2 separate regions of the Mus musculus genome follow, and region 2 is linked to region 1. Evidence: chromatin loops called from intact Hi-C (ENCODE). Cell type or tissue: heart. All regions are shown on one strand. Each heading gives the region's core, and the rest is flanking DNA. Links, peaks and the distances in the headings are about the cores only. Region 1 overlaps Bcar3 (breast cancer anti-estrogen resistance 3). Region 2 overlaps Abca4 (ATP-binding cassette, sub-family A (ABC1), member 4).

The links. Hi-C counts contacts between places; a loop is a spot of excess contacts. Peaks named below come from ENCODE experiments on the same cell type or tissue, not always from the same donor. Only the 100,000 strongest peaks of a DNase experiment are listed, where the experiment ranks them.
Region 2: a loop joins it to region 1, with 2.3 times the contacts of the local background. A loop is called at or near these places in 2 of 42 quality-filtered maps.

The regions. Positions count from the first base shown.
Region 1 is chr3:122,462,781-122,473,768 of GRCm38, reverse strand. All of the region lies in intron 3 of Bcar3 (breast cancer anti-estrogen resistance 3), which reads right to left. Among named protein-coding and RNA genes, the nearest start is that of Gm34349, 12 kb to the left of the region's middle. In heart, for the core only: a CTCF peak has its summit at 5,560 (motif pointing right); no DNase peak of the experiment used is centred there; H3K27me3 peaks cover 6,101 bases.
Region 2 is chr3:122,164,752-122,175,739 of GRCm38, reverse strand. Abca4 (ATP-binding cassette, sub-family A (ABC1), member 4) reads right to left here. Exons shown (of 50, transcript NM_007378.1): 44 at 8,951-9,092; 45 at 5,713-5,847; 46 at 4,895-4,998; 47 at 4,719-4,811; 48 at 1,712-1,961. Among named protein-coding and RNA genes, the nearest start is that of Gm40137, 41 kb to the left of the region's middle. In heart, for the core only: CTCF peaks have their summits at 2,887 (motif pointing right) and 5,974 (motif pointing left); no DNase peak of the experiment used is centred there; H3K27ac peaks cover 327 bases.

The DNA of each region.
Region 1 (10,988 bases), core at 1,018-9,017:
CAGGATCGCTTATCCTGAGATTCAAATTTGAGATTAACCCAATCACCGGACCCTTTATCAAGCTTGGGAGTAAAGGAGATGGAACAGTGTGTCCTTAAAACTTGTTTTCCTAAAATGTTTTCTTAAAATGTCAATGACAATGAAGTTGAGCTTAAGTTCAAGGTGTTGGCTAGCACACCGTGTTGGGCACACCGCTGCAGGCTTGTGTGCCATCTCTGCGTCTGAGAGACGCTAAAAAGGAGCCGACACGGGCTGACGCTGCATGAAGCCATGTATATGATTTTCCCGGTTAATAACAGGGCTCTTCGCTGGTGCGTCAGCAGCAGGTGGAAATGAACGGTCTTCCTCAGTCTACTCCAGGGACTTACATGTGGAAGAACTGAGTTGTCCTGAGTTTTCTGGGATAGAGAAGACATGGTTTGCCTTTAGGGAGGAGAAGGAGATTGGAACTAGGATGTTCTGTGTCACTGAGTAGGAGTGTGACCTTTGAGCCATGCACAGCACCCTCCCAGCCTAGGCGCAACTGTGAACCAACATCTTACAACTTCCCCTTAGCAGGCCCTGGCATGATCTACTATCTTAAAACTTCTTGAGGACATTTTTAAATTTATTTATTTTTATTATATATAAGTACACTGTAGCTGTCTTCAGACACTCCAGAAGAGGGAGTCAGACCTCATTACGGATGGTTGTGAGCCACCATCACAACCATCACAAGCTGGGATTTGAACTCTGGACCTTCGGAAGAGCAGTCGGGTGCTCTTACCCACTGAGCCATCTCACCAGCCCCCTGAGGGCATTTCTTAAAGGCCGTTTGGCTATTGGACCAGATTCAGAGATCTTGCAAAGCCACCCACTTCCAGAAGCCAGGAGCCCCTCTGGTGGTCAAACCTAAGAGGAAAACTTGAAGGCATGAAATTGACACCATCTCCACACACATTCAGATCCCCCTTAGATGTGTTCTGCAGCTGGGGTTTCAGGGCTTGGAAGCCCCGGTTTTCAGTCGTCAGGGCCTTTGGGGAGTTCCTTCTCCCTCCCACGGCTTTCCTTATGCCCAGCTCCGAGCTCCAGCTTCCACCCTGCCTCCCGGGTACAGCTGTTAGAATGACTTTGAAACCATCTCTTCTTCATAGTCACCACAACATTCAGCGTGACGACGTCTAAATATAATAGGGGCCCAGGAAACGCTGAGCGCTGTGTAGAGATTCTCAAACTGAAGTCCACAAACACCTTGGCAGATGGATGTATAAGAATCGTGCACATGTATTTCTGGAGATGTGGTTTTTATTCATCTTAGATGTAGAAAAGTAGGGAACCTATCCTCTGCTCCCCAAATAGTCACCCACACAGGCATGAGAAATGGCACAATACCCACCCCCAACACACACACACACACAAAATGAGCCAGCTTTGCCATCCTCTGTTTGGATTAGAACTTGTGACAGAGCTGTTAACTTGATACATTCTAAAATCACCTGGGATGAAAGTCAGGATTAACGAGGTTTGGCAACATTGGGTTGCTCTGAGACATGTATGTCTCTGGGAGTCTCTCTTCCATTTTTCGAGTTTTATTATTTATTTTTATTTCATGAGTGTGGGTGTCCTGTCTGGATGTATGTTACGTATATGTGCCGCATGCATGTAGTGATCACAGCAGTCCAAAGACGATGCAAGATCCCCTGGATCTGGAGTTAAGGCTGTTGCGAGCCGCTGTGTGAGTGGTGGGAACTGAACCTGAGTCTCTGCCAAGGGCAGCAATCACTCTTCACCGCTGAGCCATCTCTCCATCCCTGGAGGGGACTGTCTTCATTAAATTAATTGAGGTGGGAGGCCCAGCCCACTGTGGACAGGACCACGCCTTGGATTTGGGTCCTGTATTGTATAAGAGTAGAGAGAAAGTGGGCATGTGTGCATTTTTTTATCCTTTATCTGTTCTTGGACATGTTGTGACCAGCTGCCTCAAATTCTTGCCTTGATTTCCTGGAAATAGCAGACTATAAACTGGCATTGTAAGTCAAATGAAACCTTTCTCTCCTAAGCCAGAGTGTTTTATCTCAACAGCAGACAGGAAACCAAGGCAGACTTTTCTTATTTTAATCCAAATAATCGCCTTGGTCTCTTAGTCTGCAAGCAACCTGGGATTCCAAACTGGGAGGAAGCGAGGCAAAATGAGGTAATTCTCAGCTCGCACCGCCTTGGCTCTGCTCAGATCCAGGCCGCTTCTGTAAAGACCAGGAGGACACAGAGATGAGAGTCCACACAGGATGAATTCAACTGAGCACACACACCCCGATCCTAACACAGCCACCTGGGCCTGGGAAAGACCAGAGCCCAGCTGGAGCCTTGGGGCACAGGAAGCGGTCCATCAGCTTCGCAGCTTCTTCTGCACAGAAAGCTCTTTGGAGAGGGTGAATGGAGGCTTTATGCAGTAAGTTCTCATCCACAAGCTAATAAATATGTGGAATGGCCTCTCGGACCAGGTTCCTGCAGCCTGGACACTGAGGTCATTCAAGAAACAATTAGATGCCATCTGGAGAGAACTGGGAAATTGCCTCAGAGGGCCAAACAGTATGTTCTCATTCCCAGGGTCTGACACATCCTTATCTCATTTCCAGAGAGAAAGGCATGGAGGCTGGCCAGCTCATCCACACACGGAGTGAGCAAGCGTGCACTTGGGCAGCTGATAAAAATGGATGGGTCAGGAGAGTGTGCCTTTCCAGCCTGCCCCACGTAAATCCATCCCCCTAAATGAATTTATCCCTTGCCTGCACGGAACTCCAAGCATAGCATCTTTGTAAATTGGGCCTTGGCCTCGTCTAAAGTTGGGTTTGCACAGCTTTAATATAAAGTAATTACAGATTAGCAACGGCTTCTGGCCCAGCCCTTTGCAGTATATAGTGATTAATGATTTAGTTATGTTCCGCTGTTAGGAGCTATACAGGGTTCACAGCTCACCCTGTGGTAAGGAACAGGCCCCTGTCTGAGAGCTGTTATTTCCATAATATATTCTCATTTTAAATAAAAAGTTAATATCTCTCTATATTAATAATCAGTTTTTAAATATAAACGCAATTGTTAGTTAAGGCTGAGATGGGGTGTGGGGCAACTTAGATAAATAGCAAAGAGCTATTTACGTTTTAGTATTTCTACAGTTCTTAAGTGCCGGGCCAACCCCAAGTCCAAGGTCCAGGAGACTAAAGCTTCTTTTCATAATACTACTGAGACTTTCGTCGCCTGTTACGCTGTGTCAACAAGTCACTCCGATGGGGGAAACCTATGCTGGGTGAAACAGGTTCCTTAAGAGGAAGCAAGGCAGAGGGGCCAGCTATACTGATCCTGTCTCCACTCCTGACCGTCCCGAGCACACAGTATGTAAGAAAAGATGTAGACAACACTGTGAGGAGTACTTACTCTCTATATTGAGTCAAGGCTCACAGAATACGGGCACGGCGACTGCCTGGAACCAATGGTCTGCATCACCCACTGAAGAGCTGCTCTCTCTCGTGGAACGGCATTCTTTAGTTAACAAAGACTAACAACCTGTGGTTATTCCCACTTGAGGACTTAGTTGGCAGACGTTTTTGGGGATGGGGTAGGGATGAACAGAGTGGTTTCTTCAAAGAAAACAACCAATAGTGTCTGTTACCAAAGCAAAGATTTGAGCTGTCGGTCGAACACTAGGATTTTTGAAGGACTTGTATTCACCACCAAGAAGTTCATAGCTTATCTACACGTTCATGACTTTTCTGGGAAGATTAGTGATGACTATTGGCTAACTCATTTTGATTGGATACAAAGAGACATGTGAACATTTGAGAGATCCACCTAACTCCTTGAACCAACATTCTTCAAATATCCTACACACGACAGCACTACTCAAACTGCAAGACAGACAGATGGACCTTAAAGACCGGAGAAGAAAGGATGCCGGGTGAGGTTTCAGAGTCTAACCTCTCAGGTGAGGCACCCTCCAAGGTCTAGATTAGCATGCAGGATAGCAGTAATTATCTTACACAGTTGCTTACTAAAGTACTTCTGCCCTTTTAAACCACATACCAGTGGAAGCTGGGTCTCTTAGGCATCTAACCAAAACGATCCAGTAAACTGACCGCCAAAAGCACACCCAAGAGAAGTTGTGCTCTCTTCGGCCAGACAGTAAAGAGACTTGCAAAACGGTAAAGCAATGTGTCCTTACCCCTGGATGGGTTTGTCTTGGAAAAATGACCATCTTTTCATAAAAATATGCACTTCATATTTATGCACCGTTCATTTTAAATGAACACACTAAGGAAACATAAAATGTCAAAAAATAGAATAAAGAACATGTTTAAAATCCTCCCATTGTTGGCTGGGGGTTACCACAGAGGTCAACCACAGAACCCATGTAAAAGCTGGCTGTACACAGCAGCCTGCCTATAATCCAAGAGGCTGGGGGTCCCTGGGGTAAATTGGCCAGCCAGACTAGCCAAACCGGTTCACCAAGAGATCCTGCTTCCATATGTAACGTGGGGGGAAATCTAGGAAGACATTCAATATGTACCTTGAGCCTCTACAAGTGCATATACATATAACACATACACACATACACACACATACACACACATACATACACACACACACATACACACATACATACACACACACATACACACACATACATACACACCACATATCACCAGAGACATATGAACCCCACACATGTGGACATGCATGTACCACACACACACACAAACACATAGAACACATATCACCAGAGACATATGAACCACATATATGTGGACATGCGTGTACCACACACACACATGCAAGTAATTTCTTCATTTTAATCTCCAACACAATGATTATTAATAGTTATAGCTCATATAACTAAAGGATTTTTTAAAAAGGAGTCTCAGCCGGGCGTGGTGGCGCACGCCTTTAATCCCAGCACTCGGGAGGCAGAGGCAGGCGGATTTCTGAGTTCGAGGCCAGCCTGGTCTACAAAGTGAGTTCCAGGACAGTCAGGGCTACACAGAGAAACCCTGTCTCAAAAACACCAAAAAAAAAAAAAAAAAAAAAAAAAAAAAAAAAAAGGACTCTCAATTTTTAACAATGTAAAAAGGTCTTGACACTAGAAGTTTAGGAATTTTTCTCTAATATATTTATAGTTTGTTTGAGATAATTTGGATCAACCCACAAATTTTTAGTGTATCCATGCAGTGAACTATGGTATAAAAAAGGAAGTGTTTTAGCATGGTGGTGGCGGCGGCAGTAATATACATGCCTTTAACCCCAGCAGTCAGGAGGCAGAGGCAGGCAGGTCTCTAAATTCAAGGCCAGCCTGGTCAACAGTGAGTTCTAGGACAGCCAGGACTACACAGAGAAACCTTGACACTAAAAACCAAAGGAGGGTTGGGGTGGAGTGTTTTTTTTTATATGAGTATTATATGTATATTAGAGAAAAATGTGTAAACTGAGAGAAATGTGAAAAGCAAAAAGCAAAACAAAACAGAAACATCCCTTTAATTGCCAGGAGAATTTATTTTGACTCAAATGTTATTCACACTTAGCCATTCTGCCACTAGATGGCAGTGTTCATGGGGGTCAGAAGAGGGCATCAGAGTCCCTGAAACTGGATTTATAGGCAGGTGTGAGCTGTCTGGTGTGAGTGCTGGGAAGAGAACCCAGGTCCCCTAGGAGAGCAACAACTGTTCTTAACCACTGGTCCACGCCTCCAGTCCCCAGGGGTTTATCTTACCTGAAATTCACGGAAGAATACACTCCCCCCCCCATTCTTCTCAACTGTGACCTCACTGCTCTTCCAGTGCTCTGACCCCTCTCCCCTCTCCCCTCACAGCCAGTCCACCAGGTAATCTAGCTCTACCTTCGAGTTACTCATCCAATTCCCCGTCTTCCCCCAGCTACCTGGCAGGTCCAAACCCCCAGCCCCTATCACCTGAACACTCGTGTGCATTGTGTGCACACACCCCTCCTCCCTCCTGCCCTTTCTTTTCCTTTCTGTCCCCTAGCAACAAGGAATCCAAAGTGAACCCCAGGCAACTGTAGAGATTCCAGTCCTTCCCCTGAGGTGCAGGCCCTGTGCAACCTGCCCAATCACCTTCTTCCAGCTCTCTGTCAGTGGCTGGACCCCATAGCAGCTTACTTTGCTGCTCTCAGCAGGCCTGGTGGCCTCCCTACTGTTCTCCCAGAGCAGAGGTGTGCTCTGACCCCCATTGCTTCATTTTACCGTTTTGACCTCCTCCGCTGCCTGGCCCTTCCACACTAAAGTCCCATTCTCTGCCCAGCTCCTTTATGCTAACATCTCCCAGCTCCCTCCCTGCTAAACCTTCCCCCCTTAACTTGGTTGTCCTTCCTACGGTCACCCCGTATGCCACCTCCAGAATAGAAGGTCCAGGAATTTGTTCAGTGTTGTATCCCAACCCTTAGAGAGTTGACAAGTGGCAGATAATGCAGGCTATGAAACGACTATGTGCTGTTTTAAACAAGAGGGGACTGGGAAAGCCCAAATGTCATAAGGACATTTTCTTATAAAGAAATTCAGGTTGCGTATCTGATATCTGAAATACTTGAATGTTTTAGACTTCAGATTTTTAAAAAACCTGCACACACACACACATAAATACATATAGAGAGAAAGGGAAAAAAAAAGAGTTAGAGATCTTAGGAGTGCAAAGTTTAAGCATGAAATTAATTTATGCCCCAAATAATATTCTATATGCATGGACCGAAGATAATTTATGCAATATTTTAATAACTTTGCTTATGAAACAAAGCTGCATGGTATGGATGCTCCTATTGCGGCTCTAAGTTGATGATCGGAAAGGTTGCAGGTTAGGAAGCACGTGCCGGATCGCAGATATTCGCATTCTGGACACTGGACACTTACCCTGCACCAAAGGAAGATCCGGCTCGTGCGTTCAGCACAGAGTAACGCATAGCCAACAAGACAAGTCACAAAGAAGTATTTGATGATATATTGTTTTGATAATAGATAAATAAAATTCCTTCTGTGTGAGCGTCTTCTCAGAATTTCCCAACAACATGGATTCCCCAGCTCCCCAGCTCAAGAAATCTCTGCGTAACATGGCTTCCAGTTACTCTCTCCTGCTCCTGCCAGGCTGAGCGCACCCACTGTCCACAGGGGTGGAAAATTCTCTATCAGTCTTCAAAGTACTGATAGCTATTTTCTGCCTTGCTAAATCAAGCACCCTTCCTGACAAAGCGTCAGTCTTATCAACTGTCAGATCACAATGTAAATGCAAGTCTAGCCAAGGAAAGTTTAATGTGCGTAAAACTTCAGGCCAACCCTAATCGGCTCCACCCAAACAACGCAGACAATACGCTAGTGACAAAAGGCTCCATGACTTCACACACCTTGAATGGAGCCAACCCAGGCCCTCTTTCTGAAGTTGAACTATAATGTGCTATGTTATTACACTTCATCTTAAAAGCTCCCATAGTGTCCAGAAACAGCTATAGCCAAATGCTGCATTGCTGTGACATGGAGTGACCACTAGAGGGTAGAGTTTAATAGCAAACAACTCCAAGGCTGAACTCCTGGCCTCTTTGGATGTACTTAGAAGTGCTAAGGTATGGAGAAAACAAGATCTCCTAAGTAGATAGGTCTAAGTCACAGACGATGCCAGAACTGTATCTCTAAAACGTTACAGACTTACATCTCTACAAATTGAGGACACCTCTTACTAAATATGTGAGTATTTAGGACAACAAAAAGTGACACCAGTTTTCATCAGGAAAACTGCAGGTTATTAGCAAGAGAAGGCAGACCAAGGCTGCATTTAGGAACTGCTTAACCATCTGGAAACTGATACTCTCGGGAAACTCTGGGACATTCTTACAGACATAAGTCTTATTTGCTTTGGGGAACATAACGATTTTTGGAATGAGCCAGGAGTGGTGGTGCACACCTTTAAACCCAGCACTTAAGAGGCAGGAGAATTTCTGAGTTCGAGGCCAGCCTGGTCTACAGAGTGAATTCCAGGACAGCCAGGGCTACACAGAGAAACCATGTCTCGAAAATCCAAAAAAAAAAAAAAAAAAAAAAAAGATTTTTGGAATGTATGGCTTAGGGGCAGGCACACACATGTAATTCCAACATGTGAGAAAGCTGAGACAGGAGGATAATGATTCAGGTAGCCTGGGCTCCACGGACCCTCATTTAGATGTACCTTGAATCCAGTTGCATATCATTCAGGCACCAAATATTATTATTAATATTATTAAGAGAACAAGAAGAGTCCCCTAGCTTCAGAGTTGAGCTGTTTAAAACGCACAGCCATGAGCAGAGTTTTCACAGGGTGACCCAAGAGTGACCCTCAAGGTTGCCTACAGGATCTGGGGAAGGTCCAAGGCAGGGAGTCTGAGGCAAGGTGAGCCCAGTGCACACACAGGGAGCTAGAATGGCAGTTGCTACCTCTTATTTACAGGGTACCAATCGCATCCTCGGTTCTGGACTAAGAACTTTACATATATTAACCCATATTAACATTTAACCCCAGATTCCTCCACTTACTGGCTCCTGGGAATTTCAGTCAATGCCTAAGAATATGGCTAGCAAGAACCAATTTGGCATGTGTGCTTGCTTACCAGTATGACTGTGACAATAAGCACATACTCTGTGGCATTCAAATAAAACCGGGTGTGGTGGTGCATTCTTATAAGACCAACACTTGGGAGCTGAAGGGGGATGAGCCCTGAAGTTTAAGGCCAGCCTCGGCTACATATTGAATTCAAAGCCAGCCTTGGGTACACAGCAAAACCCTGCTTTAAAAAAAAAAAAAAAAGTATTCTTTCATAGTTTCCAGATATCCTCGACGCCACACTCTCCCTAAAGCGCCCAGGGAACATCAAGAGCAGGTGCTTGAATGAGGGGCAGTGCAGACTCGCAGACTCTTATCACAAAGTGTAAGGTCCCGCATTCGGGGTGGTCACGGGGGTCAGCAAACCCCAAGTATAATGTTGGAGCCTCGCCCTAGGAAAACCATCTCTTTGGTCACTGGCTACCCCCTGCTGGGTAAGTACTCTGCCATAGTTTTGAGACAGGGTCTCTCACTGAACCTAGAGCTCGCTGATTAGGTCACCCTGGCTGGCCAGTGACCCCCAGGGGGCAGCCTGTCTGCCTCCCCAATGCTGAGATTACAGGCCCGTGCTGATGTACCCCCTTTTAAAAGGCTGCTAGGGGTCCAAACTCGGGTCTTCACGCTTCCCAACCGAGCCATCTCTCTACCTGTACAGCATCATCTCAATTTGGTCAACTGATCTGCAAAAAGAGACAATCTCCTAATACGGTTTCATTCGCAAATACTGAGATTAGTATTTCCTGGAGGAAATAATTAGCTATTATTTCCTGGAGGATCTTCTCCTGACTTGATTATGCCTATAAAACCTTATGTATAAATAAGGTCACATGCCCAGGGTACTAGACGTTACATTTTCAATGTAGTTTTATCAGTGAACACAGTTTAACCCAAATTGAAATTATTGTAACAGCTTCAAGCCACTCAACGGTTCTATCTCAAAACCGTATAGGACAGGGGAAAGGTACAGGCCTGGGGACAGCAGGAGGGACAGGATGGTGGAGTTTAAAGAGGACAAGAGGACGGTTCAGGCCTGGGGACAGCAGGAGGGACGATGGTGGAATTTAAAGAGTAAGGAAGAGGACAGGATGACAAGAGGTTAGAAGCAGACTGACCCCAGGGGGGGTTTAGGCCCAACCATGGAGCAGAATCTAAAAGAAGCCACAGGCCTGATTCTTGCTTGTCTGTCAGTTTCCTAGTGACTTCTCCACCTTATGGAGTCTAGGTCAGTGGTCCTCAACCTGTGGGTTGAAACGCCTGTGACCTTTTCACAGGGGTCACAGATCAGATATCTTGCATATCAGATATTCACATTATAATTCATAACAGTAGCAAAATAACATTTATGAAGTAGCAAAGAAAATAATTTTATGGTTGGGGGTGGGGTGGGGGAAGAGTCACCACATGAGAAACTGCATTAAAGGGTCACAGCATTAGGAAGGTTGAGAACCACTGATCTAGGTAGTTTCAGAAAAGCCACCGTACGCCAGAGAGGGCTACCTGCACTTCAGCTTCACGGCCGAAGCTTGCGACAACTGTAAACTCCCAAGGAATCCATCTTTGCTTTATTGCATTCACTGGTTAGACCAGACCCTCGGGCTGCCCTGACAGAGGAGCGTCTGACCTGTGAAATCATCTACATAAGATCCAGTCAGAGCAGTCAGGCCTCAAACATCAGGATGTCCACGCACATCTCTTTATCCAGACAGAGCCGGCCGGATCAGCAAAGCTATGCTGCTCGAAGCCAGCCTGTCTGCCCTGCAGGATGCTGCTGATGTGGCAACGCATTGCATCTGTGAGATTGCAGGCCTGGCACAGGGACTCACAGCTTGGTCATGAGGCAAGATATGGGTGATCCAGGTGAGGCGACGTTGCACAATGGTGATGTCAGCATGAGCTGACAGAATTTTCTCTTGGAAGCCCGCAACACATCATCAGAGAGGCAGGCAGGGAGAGTGGAATCCCCAGGCTAAGGTAGGGCTCAGCAAGCCTCCCTGTGAAGGGTTCCGCTAGGCTATGCTGCCGCACCAGGAGAACACAAAAGCAGCCACAGGCAATACATAGTACAGGTCTATGGATCCCAATAAAACGTTAATACACCAAAATATGAATTCTGTATAATTTTGCTACTTTTTTGATTAAGGGAAAGAAACCCTTTAAACTAAAAAGGCCACTTTTAGCCAATGAAAACTTGGGGGGGGCTGTCAGAGGAGGGGGTGAGCCAGACTTGGCTTTGAGTGGGAGTTTCCTAACCCTTGCTCTAAACATAGCTTCAAACGCTCGCTGGGTGGTTGATTTACAATGGTGGTAACAAGGTTTCTACTTGGGACTCTCCTTCCTTCTCACAAGCTGACCAGCTTCTGGCAAGATCCCAGGCCCTCATGTGAACTT
Region 2 (10,988 bases), core at 1,416-9,415, 300 kb after region 1:
TGTGGCCAGAACTCCTGCAGGAGTCCTGTGTGACTGTCACTTCTCTAAGGGTGGCGAGAGCTTCTCTAGAGGTCAACACTCGCTTAGTTCCTTTGTTTTACCAAACAGTCTTTAAGGATGTTGACCAAAAACAAAACAAAACATCAACAACAACAAAAGAAATTTAAAAAGGGCCAATCCCCCAACAACCCAGGAAAAACTCAAATGCTCGCTGATGAATGAATAGATAAGTAAAATGTGGATCGAAGTGGCTATTCCTCAGTCACGATACAGTGTGGACATGAAGCCTTGGGTCCTTACATCAGACCCAAAATGACAATTACTATTCACTTACATGAAGAGCCTAGAGTAGTCAGGTTCATAGACAACAGAAGGATCTGATCAAGGAAGACACCAATAGATGTGCTAATGTGAATCATGGGGGAGCTCTGGTGGCCCCAACCCTACACAAAGAACTATACTAGGAATGCCGAGGGAGTTGGACAAAAACATACACATGTAAGTACCACTACAAGGTTGTATTTATATGTTTAGGAATGTGTGTGTGTGTGTGTGTGTGTGTGTCTATATATCCATAGATAGATAGATAGATAGATAGATAGATAGATAGATAGATAGATAGATAGATAGGATTGATAGATGGATAGACAGACAGACAGACAGATAGATGATAGACAATTTTATAGAAAGAAAGTAGATGAAGCCAGACATGTTAGCACATGTCATCCCAGCACTAGGGAAGCTGAAGCAGGCTTACGTATGGTCCTGGATTACACATAACAACATCTTCAAAAATAAAGTGAAATGGTAATTTCCAGAGACTGTCAGGAAAAAAAAAAAAAGAGTGGGGATGTGGTGTTTGGAAGACAGCATTTTAGTGACACAAGATGAAAAGAGTAAAGATGAGCTATGGAGACAGCTCAGCCATTAAAATTTTAGTGACACAAGATGAGAAGAGTAAAGATGAGCTATGGAGACAGCTCAGCCATTAAAATATTTCAAATGCTTGTCATGCTAGTATGGAGACCAGAGATCAGACACTCAGGACCCACATAAATGCCTGGTAAGTGCGACAAGCTATAACTATAGCCTTGGAAGGTGGAGACAGGAGATCTCTGGAGCAAGCTGGCTCACAAGACTATCCATATTGTTAGAAAGCTCTGAGTTTGATTGAGAGACCCTACCTCAAGGAATAGGAGGAAGAGCAATCGAGGAAGATCTCTGATGTCAACCTTAGGCCTCCATATGCATATGCACAAATGCACACACGTTCATATGTACCTGCACACATGCAAACATGCACACGCAAACACACATGAACGCACACAAACATCACATCCATACCAATAAATACCTACATAAAAAGCAAATGTTTGTCAAAATTCACTGAGCCGTACAGTTAAATACGTCTATTTGTTCTTTTCAAATCACACATGACAAAGTTGACTTGGAAAGAAAAAGAAATCAGCTACCACCATAAAACAGCAAGCATGAAATATAAGAAGAAAAAGAAGCAAAAATAGTCAAGTTTGTGGATGACTAAAATGGTGTTGGAAACGCATTTCTGAAATGTCAGCCTTTAATCTAAGGGAGAGCGACTAACACTGCATTAAAGCGAGGGCATCCTGCCTGCCTTCCACGTTACCCACTACTCTTGTCAGGTGTTAGCACAGTGGGCACAGTACCCACTTAGTACCCTGGGTGGACTTGCCTGGTCCAGCGTGGTCTGGGTGACTGAGTACTCCTCGATGAGCAGGCTGTCCTTGTGGGAAATGAGCAGCTGGAAGATCCTGGCCAGGGAGGACGAGGGGACCTGGAACTGGAGCATGCTGTGGTGTCTCTCCCTCTGCACGCTGCCAGGGAAGTTGCCCTGGAAGAACTGCTCCACAGGATTCAAATCGGGAAGCAAGTCGTCCTTTGGAGATTTGATTTTCATTGTGACAATGTAGCCGTCTCCAAACCTAGCAAGTGCACAGTGTGTTCAGTTCTGTAAGAGCTAAGGCAATCCCCAGACAAAGAGTGCACTCATTAGGCATAATAGGGATTAAAAGCCCATAGCATTGGCCTGCTCCGCATGTTTAAAAACAGGAGCGGAAAAAAATGTTTGGCATCAGTTTCTGGAGATCTAAATGTCTGTGTGGTGAAGTTGGATGAACGTACTTGCTGAAGTCCGAGGTGGTTGTAGCCCCCTGTGGAGATTCTAGGCCCATCCGTAAAGACTTGTGACTAGAGCACTCAGCTCTATGAGGAGAAGACTGAATGGCTTCTATATGATTTGCTAGGGAAGAACAAAGGCTTGGGAAGGCACTATTCCCTGAGGAAAGTTCATGAAGGGTGTGGAGCTGTGCTATGGTCTGGATATGATATATTGCCTGAAGACTCATGTATTAAAGGCTTGGTCCTTCCTGCAGCCCTGATCAGAGGTTGGAACTTAGGGGTGATATGATCACGAGGGGATCTCACATTATTAGTGGATGAATCCTTTAGAGGTAGGACCCAGCTGAAGCAAGCAGATCATAGGAACACGTTTTTGAAAGATGTCTGTGTGTGTACGTGCATACATGCATGTGCATTTGCCTGTGGATGCGTATGCATGCGTGTGTGTGTGTGTGTGTGTGTGTGTGTGTGTGTGTGTTTCTCCCTCTCTCCTAGAATCTACTAAGGTAAGTAGGCTTTTCTACCACACATTACCACCACCATGATGCTCTACCCCAGGCCCAAATCAATTGAGCCAGGAGCCTTTCCTCCTCTTCCTCTCCCCCCCTCCCCCTCCCCCTCCTCTTCCTCCTCTTCTTTTCTCTCCTTCTCCTCCTCCTTCTTTTTTAATATTTATTTATTATGTATACAGTGGCCTGCCTGTATATATGCCTGCAGGCCATGAGAGGGCACCAGATCTCATTATAGATGGTTATGAGCCACCGTGAGTAGTGGCTATTCCTGTTGTCAACTTGACTATATCTGGAATGAACTATAATCCAGAATTGGAAGGCTCACCAGTGACTCTAATCTGGAGGCTGGGAGATAGAAGTTTCTGACCTGGTGTCACACACATTTAATCTGGACTACACCTTCGGCTGGAGACGATATAAGGACATTGGAAGAAGGGAATCTCTCTCGCTCCTTTGCCTGCTTGCTGTGTGGGACTGAGCAACTGCTAGATCCTTGGGCTTCCAGTCACAGCTACTACTGACCATTATTGGGAGTTGGACTGCACACTGTAAGTCATCAATAAACTCCTTTACTAAATAGAGACTATCCATAAGTTCTGTTACTCTAGAGAACCCTGACTAATACAGTGTGGTAGCCAGAAATTGAACTCAGGACCTCTGGAAGAGTGCTCTTAACCTCTGTGCCATCTCTCCAGCCCCTGCCTTTCCTTCTTGATGTCAGGTTTTTCCTCTGGTATTTTGTTACAGTGATATAAAGCAGACTAACAATGATGCCCCTTGCTATGTAGATCAAGAATGGTCCATCAAAGAGTGTGAATCATGGGCTGGGGACTGTGATAACCTACATTGGGGTATATCATACTCATTAAAGTTTACTGGAGAACTTCTTCTATGAACTGGGGCTGTTTCTACAGTAAGAAGATAGTAGCCATCCAGTTTTTGGAAATCAGCCATCCATTCACATGGGAGTACCCTCCCCCTTACCCTCCCCCTTACCCTCCCCCTTACCCTCCCCCTTACCCTCCCCCTTACCCTCCCCCTTACCTGGCTACCACTGGGATATTGAGGAATGAGAGGGAATGTGGAAGGATGTACTCTAGCAGTTAGGCATGGGGAGTTGCTGACACGGGCCTGGTGATCTCACATGCTGATACTTTTATAGCTATCTGTGTAGTCTCCACATGGTAGTTATTTAAGAAATAAATCAGGATCAAAAACCCTTTTGCCAAATTCACCATATATCTTAGATCTTCCCACCCATGTGAAGGATGGTAGTTTCCCGTGAAACACACTTCATGAACTCCCTAAGGTTTGATGTCAGCACAGATAAGTGACATTCTCTGTTATCCTAGCCAGCTAGCTTGATAGCTTATATCATTGGCTCCTCATAAGCATGCTAAATATATTCTAGTATGCCTGGGAAAGAGTGACAACTAGAAATCCACTGACATATTAGGATGCGAGGAAAGACGATGTTACAATAATCTCATTTCAATGAATTGCTAGTTTTATCTCACAAGTTATAAATAATAAGGAATTATCTCTAACCACCTATAAGTCTGTGGTCACAAGGTAATATTCCTCAAGATTGTTAGTTTGCCATATGACATATGGTCATTTATTTTTCAAACCTAACCATACATAATATTCTAGAAAGAAAAACTGTTTCTCAAGCTGTTTGGTCTCTTACTCATTCCTACATTGGTTGTAAACCCTCACAAAATGTGCCACAAGTCCTGGATCTCTAAGGAAATGTGGGCTGATACTGGGTCAGTGACAATGGCCCTCCCCCATGCCAGCCAGGTTCTGTAAATGTCCCAGTCAGAACTCTCCTATCCAGAGACTCCTGTGAGCTTCCAGCCACAAGCAATTAGCCCAGTGTAGAACATCTCATTGGCTTTCTCCATCTGCCTCTAAAGAGTCTGGCCCAGCCATCACTAGCCAATGCCTGTGGAATGGTTAGGCAAGCGTCCCAACTGTCCATGATGACGTCAAGGCCTGGATGAACCCACAGAATGTACTTAAACGCAGGCCCCTCCACCTGCTCACTTGTACTTGAGGTGTTGGATGGTACCCAGACACTGAAAGGTGCCCTTCACCATGATGGCCAGCCGCGTACACAGAGCTTCACATTCTTCCATGCTGTCAAGCAGGAGAGAGGAAGTGAGACAGATGGGAGGGGGTGCTCCTCCCTCCCTCTCTCCACCTCCCTGGGGATCTCTTGCCTGTGGGAGGTGAGAACCACAGCTCTCCCTTCTCTGATGATGCTCACAATGGTGTTCCACAGCATGCGGCGTGCCTGGGGATCCATCCCTGTCGTGGGCTCATCCTGCAGAGTAGGAGAGAAAAGAGGGAGATGTGGACGCGGAGTTGGTCTTTCTCCATCACTACATCCTTCCTGGGCTAACAGACAAGTGCACAGCCACTTCCCAGCAAGCAAGACAGAACCATGTCTTGTAGGACACATAGGTAGAAGGGGAATTGGAGACTACAGACACATGGTACATACCTATAGGACCATGCCAGCTGTGAGTGAATTAAGGTTAGGATAATAGAAATACAGAAATAGGATAATAATAATAATATGAACAATAACAATAAATTAATAAAGACAATAGTAGAATTATCCTTAGGAAGGGTCAGGGGAGGGGGATAGCCCAAGTAACTTTACAGTCCTCTCTATGTCCCATGTCATTTAAAACCCAGACTGCATGGTCTCAGGGACTCTACTGTGGTCCAATTCACGAGAGGGTCCCCGGAGCCTCTGATTGAAGTAGATGCTCCGGTCCACACAGATTTCCTCATCCTAATTTCTAACCAGATCGCAACATTCCCTGGAGCTGACAGGGCTTTCCAGTCTGAGTTTCTGGACCTTCTAGAGACTTTCCAGGCATTGAAGGTCAGACTGTGCTGTGACCAAACACTTGGCTAATTTGCCTTAAAGGGGCAATCTATTGCCGTTCTAAAGCTGCAAGCCCTGAATTAATTTTCTCAACTCAGGACGTCCGTGACATTTCCACTCTGCAGAGTACGATGCCCTCACCAGCAGCAGCAGGGGAGGGCAGCCAGTGAGAGCTATGGCTGTAGAGAGTTTCCTCTTATTGCCTCCACTGTAGGTGCCTGCCAGGCGGTCAGCGTAGAGAGACAAGCCCAGGCTCTGGATACCCCAGTTGGCAACCTAGGAAAGAGAAGAAATTTCAGCTGGTGGATGATGAACAACTGAAGGTCCCAGGAACAGGCATGGACCAAGGCTGAGTTCTCAGAGGTCATCCTGCCAGGCTCAGCTCTGTTGTGACAGCGCCATCTGCTGGCCGGTATCTACCAGTACATACTTTAAGATTACACTTGACCTTTGGTTTCACCAGTGCGACTTCCTGAGCTCTACAGCCCTCTTGGAAAGAGCGTTCAGCCTTCCAAAGACTATACATCTTTCCAAGAGTTCCAGGGTCTCTGAGAAGACAGTGCATCTCAAACCCATTGACTCTACCCCCAAAGAAGGGACACATCTGCAACCTTCTTGTACATCTAATGAATATTTATAGAGCATTTAGCACGAGCCAGGCAGGCACTGTAGTAGGCACTGTGGAGGGGTGAACAGTGGGGTATATTGCCATTGTTGTTATACTTCCTGGGTCAGAGGTGACTGTCTATTGATGTCTTTAATATGGTATTTAACCTAGGGATTCTATTGCTGTGATGAAACACTGTAACCAAAAGCATTTTGGGGAGGAAACGGTTTCATTCATTCTTCCATAGTGTTGTTCATCATTGAAAGCACTTAGGGTAGGAACAGTTCAAACAGGCTAGGAACCTGGAGGCAGGAGCTGATGCAGAGGCCATGGACGAGTGCTGCTTACTGGCTTGCTCTCCATGGCTTGTTAGAACCCAGGACAACCTGTCCAGGGATGGTATAGGACCAAAATCTGGATATTAGGTGTATCCATTGCTATTAGAGTATTTTTGTGCCTTGGTCCTCTCAGAGGACAGACAGATAGATAGACACAGACAGGGACAGACAGACATATACACACACATGCATATAATGAGTGTATGTATGAACACACCTACATTATGCACAAACACATGCACATGAACATTTCAAGACGACATAGTGACATCACCAATTCCCACCCACTCCTCTAAATTAGTTCTTTTTTTTTTTTTTTTTTTTTTTTTTTTCCATTTTTTATTAGGTATTTAGCTCATTTACATTTCCAATGCTATACCAAAAGTCCCCCTTACCCACCCACCCCCACTCCCCTACCCACCCACTCCCCCCCTTTGGCCCTGGCGTTCCCCTGTACCGGGGCACACAAAGTCTGCGTGTCCAATGGGCCTCTCTTTCCAGTGATGGCCGACTAGGCCATCTTTTGATACATATGCAGCTAGAGTCAAGAGCTCAGGGGTACTGGTTAGTTCATAATGTTGTTCCACCTATAGGGTTGAAGATCCCTTTAGCTCCTTGGGTACTTTCTCTAGCTCCTCCATTGGGAGCCCTGTGATCCATCCATTACTAAATTAGTTCTTTCTTGCTTTCCCTTTTCCTAAATGTATTCTACTTCCTCTATCAAAGAAGTGAACATCTCAAACATCAACACATTTGTTCATTTACTCAGTTATGTCACATACCTACAATTATTCAGAATTATTCTGTCCATACTAAAATAAAAGGCAAATACATAAAAAAAATAGCTCAGAAATTGAAGAGCTCTGTCCTACGCTACTTTGCCCACGACTAAGGATAAATACCCCACTATCTGCACAATTATTTAAAACAGAGTAACTTGTTTCCACTTATATTGAGTGGTAGACTTTCTTCCTGTTTCCACTTTTTCTCTCTCTTCTTATTCTTACTGATGCAGTCTTAGTTTTGAATCTGTAGCGCATGCGCACACCTGCATGAGTCAAAGCTAGACAAAAGGATAACCTGAGAGAACCATTACTCCCTCCATTCTGCCCTTCTCCCCAATTTCCTCTTATGATCAAAATCATTGTTGTCTGGTATGTTGGTGTACCCCTCTATCAATAAAGCTAAGCACCCACACAGCTGCTTCTTGTTTTTCTATTTCTTACCTAAAAGCAGCGTCCCACATGTTCACCTTCACACCTTGCCTGTTCTCATACAGCAACTTTAGAACTAACCCTGACAATATGTCATAACAGGCCACAGAGGCCATCCTTATTCTTTCCCTACAGCAGCATCAGAATGTCACATGTACCATCCAGCTGACCATGTCTAAATATTTAGGTGATATCAGGTACTTTGCAATCACAAGTGTAATGAATAACCATGCGCATAAGCATTTTATACTGTGGTATGTGAATCGTCAGGATAAGTCTCTAGAATGTTGATTTGTTGGGGGTTGGTCTTGTGCACCATGTATTCCTGATTTCTGTGCATGCATGAGATCTGGCACGGATGTGGGGGCATTGCTAGGAATATTGAAGAATTTCCTGTATCAATGTGGCATAAAGAATGTTCCTCAGTTATCTCTGATTGGTTAAGTAAAGGCTGAACAGCCAATGACTGGGCAGAGGAGATACAAAGGCTGGACTTCCAATCCCAGCCAGGGGACCCAGGGAGAAGAGTCAGGGAGAAGGAGTTCACCATGAAGTGGGCAAGGATCTAGAAGAAGAAGGGCCATGAGGCAGGTGGAGGGAGGAGGAGGAGGAAGAGTAAGAGGAAGAGGAGGATGAGGAGGGAGAAGAGGAGGGAGAGGAAGAGGAGAAGGAAGAGGAAGAGGAAGAGGAGGAAGAGGAAGAGGAGGAGGTGGAAGAGGAAGAGGAGAAGTGGAAGAGGAGGAGGTCACCAAGGGAGTTCACCAGGAGCACACACTAGAGCAGAGCAAGCCAATGCCACTAACTTGGGTGTGTGGCTGGGAAGTAGCTAGGTAGCATAGAGGGTTAGGAATATCTGCTCAGTTATTGTGCTTAAAGTTTGTTGAATAAATCTGTAAATCTCTATCTCAATTATTTGGGAGCTAGCTGGGTTAGGGAAAAAAAAACTGCCACTTTTAAATTTCCTGCTATACTGATTGAGGTTAAAGGACAAATGCATGTTTCACCAAACAGACTCCAGGGCAAGAATTTACTGTGCATGAGCTCATTTTGTTTGCTGCTATATCTAGCTTCTAGGTCAGGACTTGGCACACAGGAGATATGTTCACTTGCTGGAATGGGTGGACAGTGTGCCCAGTTTTCTGTCTCTACATGACTGTACTCCATAAGTGTAGGCCATAGCTTGCCCACCTCCCACATGGCCACAGTACACTGTTTCTCACCTTCTCGATTTCCTTCGATGGCACGCCCCGCAGCCTGGCATAGAGGTAAAGGTGTTCTCTGCCTGTGAGCAGGTCATCGATTGCATCAAACTGAGGACAGTAGCCCATGTTTTGATGGACATCAGAAATACTAGTTAAAATGCTGCAAGAAGAAAGAGGAATTACTGAGTTTCCTTCATAGAGGGGGTAACCAAAGAGCAGGGGCCAGATTGGCCGTGGGGCAAGACCTTCTCCATTTTAGAAACACTCAGAATTTGGACATCAAAGTGGGGATCCCTTAGTTAGTAACGTGAACTTCCGGAGTGCTGGGCTTTAAATAGTTGGCTTCTTCTGAGTGTCACACAGCTAAGGTGACACTTGCCACGTGAGTGAGGAGTAGGTTGGATCTCCTGGCTTGAGGGCTTAGAAGCAAAGGTTTAGGAAGTGATCAATGGATCGTTCCTGGATCTTAATCCCTTCCAGACTTTGAGGGGTAGCTTGGAAAAGGTGATACCTCCCAGTGGAAGTCAACAACATCCTCTGTATTTATTCACAGACAGAGAGGGGTAATCAGATAACTACCCAGAGAAAGGAGTCTGGCAAGCGGCAGAATATGTTTCTGTCTTCTCCATCTGCTTAATCCCGTATCGATACTTTACTAGAAAATGTATTGACTGGAACAACAACAAAAACCTGTGCATAGAGCATGTTATCCAGTCACCTTTGTCTAACCACTTACAGATCAGAGCTTATTAATATAGGATAGCTATAACAGGACAGGACACAGCGAGTCCAGGCGCAGTTTCCCCCGCTGTGACAAAGGCCACTCCAGGTATAGGTAGGACAGTTGAAACTACTCAGGGAAGCAAGGAAGGAACCTTTCCAAATTATAGGAGTTATCTCACCTGTAAGCCCCAGTCTTTAAAACTTTGCTTTCTCTCTAAATTACAGCTCAGTTTTACCTCAGGATAGCAGGCTGTGTCTCATCTGTACTAAAACTGGTGTCGCCTAATAGCTTCCTATATCTGCCACTGAGCTCTCTCACCATAAGTCCTGTTGTTATCACTGTATTTGCTTGGTAGCAGATAGCTGGGTGGCAGATAAAGTGTACTCGGCCATGACCTGGCTCTATCTTTGTCAACGTGTTTGCTTCAGACCCACCACATATGGCCATGGAGGGCTGGAATCTCAGATTCACCTATCATCCCAGAGGTATGCTCCAGCCTCCCCCTGCTTGTTGGGCTGTGTTGAGCAGAGCTCTTGGGTAAAGGCAGAGGGTCTTAATCAAGCAGATGTTGGGGAGCCATCAGCAATGTCTGTCTCCACTAATAATAAGCCAGAATGGAGCGCTGTGAGGACACTGTGCATGGGTGCTGCTATTCAGGAACAGCCAGTAAAGAGACAGACCATTCTCTTCCCTGCCCTGGGGAGACAAGGGACGGTACCAGGAAACTTGGTACAGTTGAGTGGTTTCAGAGACCCGGCACCCACCTGGAATAGTAGGCAGCTCCCTGCTCCCTACTAGATTCCTGGCCTGGAACACATGCCACACTTCTCACATAGGAAATGTGACCTGTGGTCATGTAGCCAGAAACAGAGTTCTGTAGGATAATGAGGCCCTGAAGGTTTAGCCAATAAGCTTCCCTTCCCAGACATTCCTTCCAGCAAGAAGTATTTAATACCTGGTCCACCCTGAGCTGTTGGTATGTATCCTTTCTCCACAGTGAGCAGAACTGCAGTGAGAAGCAGGGAGAATGCCTTTGATGGCTGAGTCACCTGCAGAAGGCCTCTCTGTGCTCCCAGACAACCATCCTAAAGACTTTTGCTGATGAACTAAGCCAGAGTTTCCACTCCCCTGGCCCCGGGCTTGTCATCATAGCGCTCATCCCATGCCCCCCGCCCCCCAGCTCATTCCCAATTCCACACAACCTAGCGGGAGCCTGGATGTCCAGGAGTTTGTAGCCTCTGGTCCCGGCCTTGTCATGGGTTGTCGACACAACACACAACACTTTGTTCCCTTCTTCTCTGTGTGGCACCCCAGCTGTGACTGGATGCCTAG